3 separate regions of the Homo sapiens genome follow, and regions 2 and 3 are each linked to region 1. A link is a contact called in ENCODE Hi-C data. All regions are on one chromosome and are shown on one strand. The core of a region is the stretch at or near the end of the contact, and the rest is flanking DNA. Distances in the headings are between cores, read along the strand shown. Region 1 holds the start of UBN2 (ubinuclein 2). Region 2 holds the start of ADCK2 (aarF domain containing kinase 2). Region 3 overlaps CREB3L2 (cAMP responsive element binding protein 3 like 2).

The links. Hi-C counts contacts between places; a loop is a spot of excess contacts on that map. Pooled maps may share reads with other maps.
Region 2: a loop to region 1 is called in a pooled map, with 5 times the contacts of the local background. The contact joins the promoter of ADCK2 here to the promoter of UBN2 in region 1. A Hi-C loop is called at or near these places in 4 of 50 pooled maps.
Region 3: a map with no recorded cell type shows a loop between it and region 1 (5-fold over the local background). The contact joins the enhancer-like site here to the promoter of UBN2 in region 1. A Hi-C loop is called at or near these places in 1 of 168 maps with a recorded cell type or tissue (CD8-positive, alpha-beta T cell), 1 of 37 single-sample maps with no recorded cell type and 2 of 50 pooled maps.

Annotation. Positions count from the first base shown.
Region 1 is chr7:139,229,798-139,233,047 of GRCh38, forward strand. UBN2 (ubinuclein 2) reads left to right here and starts at 1,440. Exons shown (of 18, transcript NM_173569.4): 1 at 1,440-2,155. The coding sequence starts at 1,688. RefSeq lists enhancers at 1,221-1,380, 1,461-1,600 and silencers at 1,771-2,020, 2,231-2,450, 2,397-2,656.
Region 2 is chr7:140,671,345-140,674,594 of GRCh38, forward strand. ADCK2 (aarF domain containing kinase 2) reads left to right here and starts at 1,601. Exons shown (of 8, transcript NM_052853.4): 1 at 1,601-2,919. The coding sequence starts at 1,987. RefSeq lists a silencer at 1,536-1,995.
Region 3 is chr7:137,986,319-137,989,568 of GRCh38, forward strand. All of the region lies in intron 1 of CREB3L2 (cAMP responsive element binding protein 3 like 2), which reads right to left. Among named protein-coding and RNA genes, the nearest start is that of CREB3L2, 14 kb to the right of the region's middle. RefSeq lists enhancers at 1-72, 403-472, 1,605-1,714. Within about 2 kb of position 1,775, at least 14 of the 41 ENCODE cell types and tissues checked have a DNase peak (open chromatin) inside an H3K27ac peak, as active enhancers do.

The DNA of each region.
Region 1 (3,250 bases), core at 190-2,689:
GATCAAAAAGTTGGAAAACTCAGTGGGTGAGAAGTTAGAAGATAATGTTGGATAAGTAACACACCTGTAGAAGGATTTGGCCCACAGACCACCAGTTTGCAGTCTCTGAGCTAAATTGTGGAGGATATTGAATATGAGTATACATACATAGAACTCAGTTTGTAGGTAAGTTGCAGCCAGAACAGAGAACGATATAATAAAAACTCTTTTAGAGACATTAATATGACCCCGTCTCAAGACTGGTGGGAACAGAGACTGAAGGCAGAAAGGTCATTTAAGTATCACTAAGGCAATCTAAAAATGAGACCCGAATTCAGAATCAGAAAAGGAGCAATAGGGAAGGAGATAATGTAGGTAAAACATGGCGCCGAGTAGAAAAGATAGGGTTTTAGAGCTGGGAGAGACCTTTGGAATCATAGATTTCATCACCATCTTCGTCCAAGTAGGGAAAGTAATAACAGGAGAGGAAAAAACGGAACCCTCTCAGAATTTGTCAATGACGTCACACTGACTTAATAAAAGAGCTTTCAATAGTTAATGCAATTAACAGAAGGCTTGGATTCCCTTCAGGATGTGAAGGGCGAGCCCTCAAATTTACTTTTTATTCAATGGATTAAAATGGCCAGTAATTCTTATCCTTTTAAACCCGACTTCCAATTAATTAATTACAAGTGAGCCTATGGGGCGTGCCCAATCAATTCCTTCCCCATCCTGAAATGGGTCCTTTAGCATTCTCATAAACAGTACGTTTCCTGAAATACCACTAAACCCTCTTAAGAAGTTTTCTATGATTTCAGCAGTTTAGGCCTTCTGAATGAGCCCAGAACTCCTCATCTGCTTGTTAATTTTCCAACTGCAAAGCGTTATTGAACATTTAATGACCCTGCCCCACGCAACGCCCACTGCGGCCGGGCGAGGGAAACCGGAGTAGGTCGAGGAAGGGGAGGCCTGCGCTTTCGGGAGGGAAGCCGCTGGGGCTAGTCTGGCTGAAGCTGGGCACTTCCTTTTTTCCCTCGATACTTAAGGCTACGGGGACACAGGGCGGGCAGGCACAACGGCTGGCGCGTCTCTCTACCCTTGCCCAGAGTCCGCCTTGAATAATCAGCTAACAACCCCAATTCCCTTGAACCCAGCACGGGAGACCCGGCGCCAATGGCTAGGTCGGTCTCAGTCCCATCCCGATGCTAGCCCCGGGAAGCTCCTGGAGCGCCTCTGGTTTCCGGGTGCGAATAGTAAACTGCTCGGGAAACCCCAGAACCCTCCCTTTGAGGAAGGGTGCAGACGGCGTCTCCGTTTCCACGGAAACAGGCCGAGCCATGTCGTCACTTCCGCCGACCTGTCTGGACTCCAGACTGTTGGGAGGAAAAGAGGAAAACTGAGCAACAGCCACGACAGTGGACGCGAGCGTCTCCTCTGTGCGCATGCGCCCGCTCAGCGGCCTGCTTCTATTTATGTGGGGGATCCAACATGGCGGCCGCGGCGACCCTGGCGATGGCGGTGAAGCCCATCAGAACGTAGTAGCGGGGAAGGGGACACGGTCCGCACTCACCGTGGCGCCGGCGGAGACGGCTGAGGGTGGTGGAGGGAAGAAAAGCGACAGAGAGCAAGAGGAAGGGCGGGCAGGCACGCAGCGCGCCGTAGAAGCGAGCGCCGGCTCGAGCAAAAGCGGAGGGCCAGAACAGTGGGGATGGCGGAGCCGCGCAGAGTAGCGTTCATTAGCTTGTCACCGGTGCGGCGGCGCGAGGCCGAGTACCCGGGGCCCGAGCGTGAGCCCGAGTACCCCCGCGAGCCCCCCCGGCTGGAGCCGCAGCCGTACCGCGAGCCGGCCCGGGCGGAGCCGCCGGCCCCGCGGGAGCCTGCCCCCCGCTCGGACGCGCAGCCCCCGTCGCGGGAGAAGCCGCTCCCCCAGCGCGAGGTCAGCCGCGCCGAGCCGCCCATGTCGCTGCAGCGGGAGCCCCCGCGGCCCGAGCCGCCGCCGCCGTTCCCGCCGCTGCCCTTGCAGCCGCCCCCGCCGCGGGAGTCGGCTTCCCGGGCTGAGCAGCCGCCGCGGCCGCCGAGGGAGACGGTGCGCCTGGAGCTGGTGCTTAAGGACCCCACCGACGAGAGCTGCGTGGAGTTCAGTTACCCGGAGCTGCTGCTGTGCGGAGAACAACGGGTACAGAAGATTCTTCCCTCCTGCCCCAGACCCCGGGAGCCTCAGGACCCGCCGCCTTCCCCAGCTGGTTTGCACCTTGGGACGCCCACCGAGCGCGTCCGGGTCGCCCCGAGGGTGGGGTGCGGGGGGCCGGGGCCGAGCGGGTGGACGGGGCGGTGAGCGCTGCTTTCTCCACTCCCCAGGGTGGCCGAGGCTCTCACCCGGCTGCGCCGAATCCCCAAACCCCCGGCACTCGCTCCCAACGCCGCGCCGAGCTCGTTTTCTTGTGCACCTTTCGGAACCTCAGATTTTCCTTCTTTCCTTTCTGCTCCCCACACAAAATCCTGGGGCCCTGCAGGCCGTGTGGCTGGGTTCTCCCTGTGGCGCTACAGCTGTCGTTCCAGTAGAAAGGAAGAGAAAACCTTGGGGGACACGCCCCCCAGTCTGAAGCAGAGATTGTGTAACCCCTCTCGTATCATCCTCATCCTCATCACTGTTTGTTTTGCTGGGCGCCGTGGCTGCTGAGGTGTGCTTGCGTGCCTGTGATATTTTTCTTAATCGAAGGGAATTTAAGAATAATTAAAGGTTTTCAGAGACTAAGGATCCCACTTTAGGAATGGAGAAGTGGGTTAGTTAATCTGGTTACTAATTTTTCTCTCGTGTTGGTATTGGAAAACCTTTTTAGCTTTCCTTTTTTGTGGAGTTCGTTCATATTGTAATTGAATGGGAAGGTGTCTCCTGTTTTATTTGACACCTACCCGTCATATTATTTAAGTGTACTATCATTAGTTTATAGAAGGATATTGTATTCAGCCTTTGTAATTTTCGGAGGATGATGAAAAAAATGTCAGCTTTGAATTTTTTAAAATAATTGAAAATATATAGGTATGCTTTTGATGTAAGAGGTGAACAATGGAGAAAGGATAGGGGTTATGTTCGTAATTGTAATTTTTATTGTTGTGGGTTGGTGGATCTTCAGAAGTAAGTTAGAAAAGGAAATGATAGATTAACAGTAAGGAAAGAGAACAGTTTTCTCTGTTGCTTAGCAATTATACCCGTTATTAGGTTTTGCTTTAGCTTGAGTCTAATGGACTCCAGAAGTCCCTTGTTTTGTTT
Region 2 (3,250 bases), core at 351-2,850, 1.4 Mb after region 1:
CGGCCTCCCAAAGTGCTGGGATTACAGGTGTGAGCCACCGTGCCCGGTCATTTCTTGCATGGCTTTGCCACACTTTGAAACTGCACATTTTGATTTCTTATCATGGGTGTTTTTTTAAAAAAAATTGAAATTGCACATTTATATGTTCCCATGTTGGGTCCCCCTCATTACGTATTCAGCCAGTAAGGGCAGGATATTTGTGTCCGCTTTCCCAGGGTCCAGCACATGACCTAGCTTGATCAGTACATATTATTGAGCCTCGACAAATATGAGATTGGGCTCAAGAAATATTTATTGGGCTCAGTGAGTATTATTGAATGAATGAATATGGCCTTTCCGGAGCCTTTCCCCAAGGTCCAACACAATTGCCGAATTAATGCAGCCGAGGACACAGCATCCAGTTCCTACTCCTGCAGCCCAGTTACCCCCATCCAACACCACCCCCCTACCCAACCCCCGCTGAAAAGCGGACCTGTGTTCAGAACCTGCCTTCATACTTTTCAGCCATGCTCTTTGGAATAATGAAAGATACGAAGAAGTCAGTGGGAAGATAGACATGGGGAGGGGGACATAGAGGGTGCCTTTGCGTTTTGCTACCCAGGACCCAGGACTCAAGGGCAGGGTGGTCTTGGCCTGGGGTCGCCGTCCTCTTTAAGGGGCGGGTCAAGGGACCCTGGCTGCCCGGGCCTCTGCCACCGACCCTCTGCTCCCTCCGACCCTCACCGCCCAGCACCCAGCCCTCTGCCCCCACCGGCCACCCTGTAACAGCCCAGCGGGTTCACCTTGCCTGCTGCCTAGACAGAGCCGATTTATCAAGACAGGGGCATTGCAATAGAGAAGGAGTAATTCACACAGATCAGGCTGCGCGGGACACTGGGCAGAGTTTTTAAGGACAACTTGGTGGGTGGGGGAAGGCCAGTGAGTCGAGAGTGCTGATTGGTTGGGTCGGAGGTGAAATCTTAGGGAACTGAAGCTGTCCTCTTGTGCTGAGTTAGTTCCGGAGTGGGGGCCTAAGATCAGATGACCTGGTTTATCGATCTGGTAGGTGTCAGTTGATCCATCAAGTGCAGGGTCTGCAAAATATCTTGAGCACTGATCTTATTAGCAGTTTAGGGAGGGTCAGAATACTGTAGCCTTGCTGCCTGACTCCTAAATCATACTTTCTAATCTTTTGGTTAATTTGTTAGTCCTACAAAGACAGTCTATTCCCCAGGCAAGAAGGAGGTTTGTTTTCAGAAAGGGCTGTTATCATCTTTGTTTTAAACTATAAAGTATAAACTAAGTTCCTCCCAAAGTTAGTTCAGCCAACGCCCAGGAATGAACAAGGACAGCTTGGAGGTTAGAAGCAAGATGGAGTTGGTTAGGTCAGATCTCTTTCATTATCTGTTATAATTTTGCAATGGCGGTTTCAACCTAGTGGCCGAACCCGTCCCATCCATCTCCCGCGCCCCTCCGCTCCACCACAGCCCTCGGTGCCTCGGTTCCCTGCACCTGCACTCCCGCCCGCCCCCGACGCTCCGCCCCCGACGCTCCGCCCGCCCTCCACGCTCCGCCCCGCCCTCCCGGCCCCCGCCTGCGCCCGCGCCCTGGGCTGGTGCCCGCCACCCCAGCGATCTCATACTGGCCCCTGGGCGCACGGTGACCCTGCGGCTGCCCGGCCCCTGCCTCCGCCCGCGCGGCCCCCTCGCTCAGGTCGCGGGCGCCCGGGGCCTGGCTTCGCGTGGGTCCTGGCTCCTCCCGTTCCGCAGTTGGTGCCGTCTGACAGCCCCTTCCGCGCGGCGCGGCGCGGCGCGGCGGGTGTCGGGCGGGGCGCGGGCCTCCGGCCTGAGGCCCGGCGAGGTGCTGGAGGGAGCGGGGCGCGGATCCGGCCCAGATGGGCAGCTCCGTCCGCGGGGTCAGGGCCGGGCTTCGGCTTCACCGCAGCCTCGCCTGAGCGGGCGCCTCTGAAGTGGAGGGCGGGCCGCCTGGGCCGCGGGCCTCGGGAGGATGGTGGCGCCCTGGCGCGTCTCCGTCAGGGTTTGCCTGTCGCACCTGAGGTGCTTCGAGCTCAGACAGGGACTCAGCCTCCTGAGGCCCTCCGAGTGCCCTCGCGATGCCAGGCTCTGCTGGCTTCTGCTGGGCACTTTGCCCAAGGTCGTCTCCCTGTGCGGGGACGTGGGTGAGGGGGCCCCTGACGTTCTGAGTCGGCGAAGGGTCCGCTGCAGCGGGGCGGCTGGCGCGGGGCCCGCGGAGAGCCTCCCCCGAGCGGGACCTCTGGGCGGCGTCTTCCTGCATCTCCGCCTCTGGCTTCGCGCCGGCGCTCTGTTGGTGAAATTCTTCCCCCTCCTACTCCTCTACCCCCTCACCTACCTGGCTCCCAGCGTCTCCACCCTCTGGCTCCACCTGCTTCTGAAAGCCACCGAGACCTCAGGCCCAACCTACATCAAACTGGGCCAGTGGGCCAGCACCCGGCGCGATCTGTTTTCGGAGGCTTTCTGTGCCCAATTTTCCAAGCTGCATGTCCGAGTGACGCCCCACCCGTGGACTCACACTGAGCGCTTCCTTCGGCAGGCTTTTGGGGATGACTGGGGGAGCATCCTCTCTTTTGAGAACCGGGAACCTGTGGGCTCAGGCTGCGTGGCCCAGGTGTACAAAGCATACGCCAACACTGCCTTCCTGGAGACTGACAGCGTCCAGAGACTTGGCAGGGCCTCCTGTCTGCCGCCCTTCTCACATACTGGGGCAGTCGGTGGGCTGAGAGAGCTCTTTGGATACCTTGGAAATGGCCGGAAACCTCCAGAAAATCTCGCAGACCAGTCGTTTCTAGAAAGGCTGCTCCTCCCTAAAGCTGACCTGGTTGGATCAAATGCAGGGGTGTCTCGGGCTCAGGTCCCTGGCCACCAACCTGAGGCCACCAACCTCATCTCCGTGGCAGTGAAAGTAAGTGTTGTGAGAGCTCACAGCTCACCTACCCACTGAGCTATCCCAGATCAGAAACAACCGCCATGCAAATCGCCCCCACGTTTATTTCTATTTGCCTGACCAATATCTGAGTGCTTATTTCATGCAAGCTGTTTCATTTATTGGCTTGAAGTGGCGGTGTGAATAGTCTGATAGAGGAAAATGAACTGAGTCTGGAGTGAACTAACTGCTTGGGTGTCGGGACCACATCCTCTTTTCTTTGATAAGAAGCCACCTGGCTCTTGCTTGGATGGTGGGACCCAGCCCTGGCTGGGTAAAATGTGTCCAGCAGGTTTCTCCTGTCTCACGG
Region 3 (3,250 bases), core at 525-3,024, 1.2 Mb before region 1:
ACAGACAAGCACACTTATCAGGGCTTCCCAACAGGTATGCCGGGGAGTGCCCCAGCTCCATGGGACTGGGAAGGAGGGCAAGTTGGCAGCAGAGGCTGGAGCGACTGCACCCCTGAGATGGATTCCACCCACTATGATTAGGCTCATCCATTACTTTGACACAAAGCACCATGCAGATATCATCATTTTCCATGACTGCCATGACAGCAGGGCTCGGGGATACTAAAGAAATCATTTGCCAGTGGTGATAAGGGCTATGAAGTTGTGCTGACCGCAAAATCCCTGCTCCTCCTACCAACTGCCTTTTCCAGTGGTTGAGCAATCTGCAGACAAGAGGACAGTCAGAATCCCACACCGAAACTGGGAGGGTGGGAATAAGAAGCTGAAACTTCCTCATGCTCCATCTACCCAGCCATCCCACCCTCATTTCAGTGTCCTCCTAGAAGTCTGTATTTCAGTCAAAAGGAAACACTGGATTTCGACGTGCCTCATGTTCCTCAGCTTGTAAACACAGCTGAGAAACCAAATGGTTTTTTGGCAGCTACGTTTCTGCCCCTCTCTTAGCACACAAGAAAACGTGTCTGTGAAGACTGCCTTAGAACATGATGCCTCGAGCCCAAGGGCGACCCCACTGCACCATGCAGGTAACATCACAGCTGTGCTGCAGCTGTTCGCCTGGAGCTGGTTTGGGCCTTGGCCTCCTCAGCCCACTGCCCCAGCTCTCCCAGCGGCTCCAACATGGGTCTTGGGCTGCAGGAGAGCCTGGAGAGAAAGCTTGCAAACCCAGAGTGGAACCAGAAAAACAATTCCTGGCAGTGCCTCAGAAATGAATACCATTCAGGGGTAGGAAGTAAAAAGTCAAAACTACAAAGATCGGAGTCAGGTTCTTTGGTTACAAAAAATATATACTGTTTCCTCACTAGATCCCATCTCTTTCCAAAGGATAACATCTACTGCCTAAGTCATCTGTAACTGGAAAGAGGGAGGGAAATGCCGCACCACAGTTTGACTTTTTAATGGTACTGAAATCTATAGGTCTGTGCCTAGTCGTTTGAATAAGTTTTCAGTAGCAAAAAAAAACAAAAAACAAAAAACAGGATACAGTCTTCGGTGTTCAAGGCTTTTGTGGCCAATCTGGCTTCTTGCTGGACTACAAAGGGAGGCTTATCTGTGACTAATCTCTAAAAATTAAGTTTAAATCAAAAGCTGCCACAGGTGACCCCAGCTTATGACTCCATATGCCAAAAGTCTGTAATAGCAGGATGCTGATGGTGGGACAGGTTTTGTGTGTTGGGGAGACAAGAGATACACGGGAGCTTTTTGTATTTCTGCTCAATTTTGCTGTGAACATAAAACTGCTCTAAAATGCTTTCTGTTTTTGGAGAGACAGGATCTGGCTCTGTTGCCCAGAGTGGCGCACAGTGGCACAATCATGGCTCACTGCAGCCTCAACCTCCTGGGCTCAGGCGATCCTCCCACCCCGGCCTCCTGCAAGTAGCTGGGACTATAGACATAAGCCACCACACCTTTCTCTACCTTTTTTAAAAGTTTGTAACACGGGTGGTTCAAACTCACAAGACATTTTCTTACTGACATAATGTGATAAAAAGTCATCTGTTTCCCAGTCAGGCCTCAGAAACCCATTTAATTCACCACACAGCTAAACTGTGGAGTGAATCCTAAACTCTGTGTCTCCTTCAAAGAGCCTGCTCTGCTCTGGGCTGTGAAGGGTGGCCCTTTCCTCCCTGTGCAGTCTGAGGCAGAATTCTCCTTCCTCTGCACCCACCTCTGTCCTCAGTACTCACATGCCCGACCTCAGGCCCAGCTGAAGGGCTTCCTCCTCCCACACCTGTTCCTCATGTCCCTGACAGGCCTGAGGGCCATGACAGGAACAGAGATTCAGTGAAACAGAGAGCAAGGGCAGAACCCAGAATCCAGCCACGGCACGTGGGAGGCACAAGAGGGGAGCAGGGATGTGTCTGGCCAGAGTGCCTTTGCGGGTCCTGAAACCTGGGCATTGCCAGCAGCTGCTCATTTTCTTTGAAGCTACAATTATTTACTTAATGTTCCTTCTGCAGGCTCATATTCTTATTACAAAGCCATTTGTCCTCACCTGTCCTTATTATTATGTCATACAAAAATGGAACCAATTAGGGCTTGTTTCTATGTTTCTACCACTTGAATATTGTTGATGCCTCTGTGATCAAACTCATTTTCGGCATTCAGTGGATCCACCTGATACTTCCTTAGTGGAAGAGTCAGAAGAATAAAGAGAGGAAAAGACTCACACCTTGGAGTCATGTGGTGAATCCCAACACTCTTGAACAGGTTAATGAGTACAAAGGCTATCCTTTTGCAAAGCCCCAAAACTAAGAACTGCAAATGACACAGTCACAAAACAGACACATGCACAAACTCCATCCAGCCGATGGGAAGGACATCCAGAGATAGATGGACTTATCTGGAGAGAAGAATGATGAAAGGACCCTCAGAGGCCAGGCTCAGTGGCTCACGCCTGCAATCCCAGCACTTTGAGAGGTGGAGGGGGCAGGATGGCTTGAGCTCAGGAGTTCAAGATCAGCCTGGGCAACATAGCAAGAAAGGAAGAGAAAGAGAGACAGAAGGAAGGAAGGAAGGAAAAAAAGGAAGGAAGGGAGGGAGGGAGGGAAGGAAAAGAAAGAAAAAAGAAAAGAAAGAGAGAAAGAAAGAACCCTCATAAAACTACACAAGCACCAATGAACCAGTGATGGTCTCCAATGCCAATTTTGAGGACTGATATTAATCTTGTTCCAAAAAAATCAAAAGAGGCAGCGCTGTGTTCTACACTTTGTCCATTTACTCTGAGTTCCTGGCCTTCTGCAGTTCGTGCTCTCGCCTGGAAACCAGGCCTCTCCTTCCCAGCAGAATGCCACATCCCATGCACACAGGTCTGCTACAGAGAAGACCTGTGGCTACAGAGACACAGACACCGCCCTGAGCTAACATGCTAGTAAGTCCTCAGGGGACTCGGCGGTCAGCTGAATAGCACACTCAACCCTTATTTGTACTGACCACTCTGTAGCGACTCTCCCCTATTTTGGAGCCTATGATGGAATTTTCCTGGCTTTTCTCCAGTTTTTTTTTTTTTTTTTTTGATGATTCTTTCTGGGTTCTATCTGTAGGGTCTTCTCCCTGGCCAATCCTTCTGGTGCCCCCAGGGCTCCACACTCAGCCCTTCTCTCAAACTCCTCCCTCTCACTCTAACCTTTCT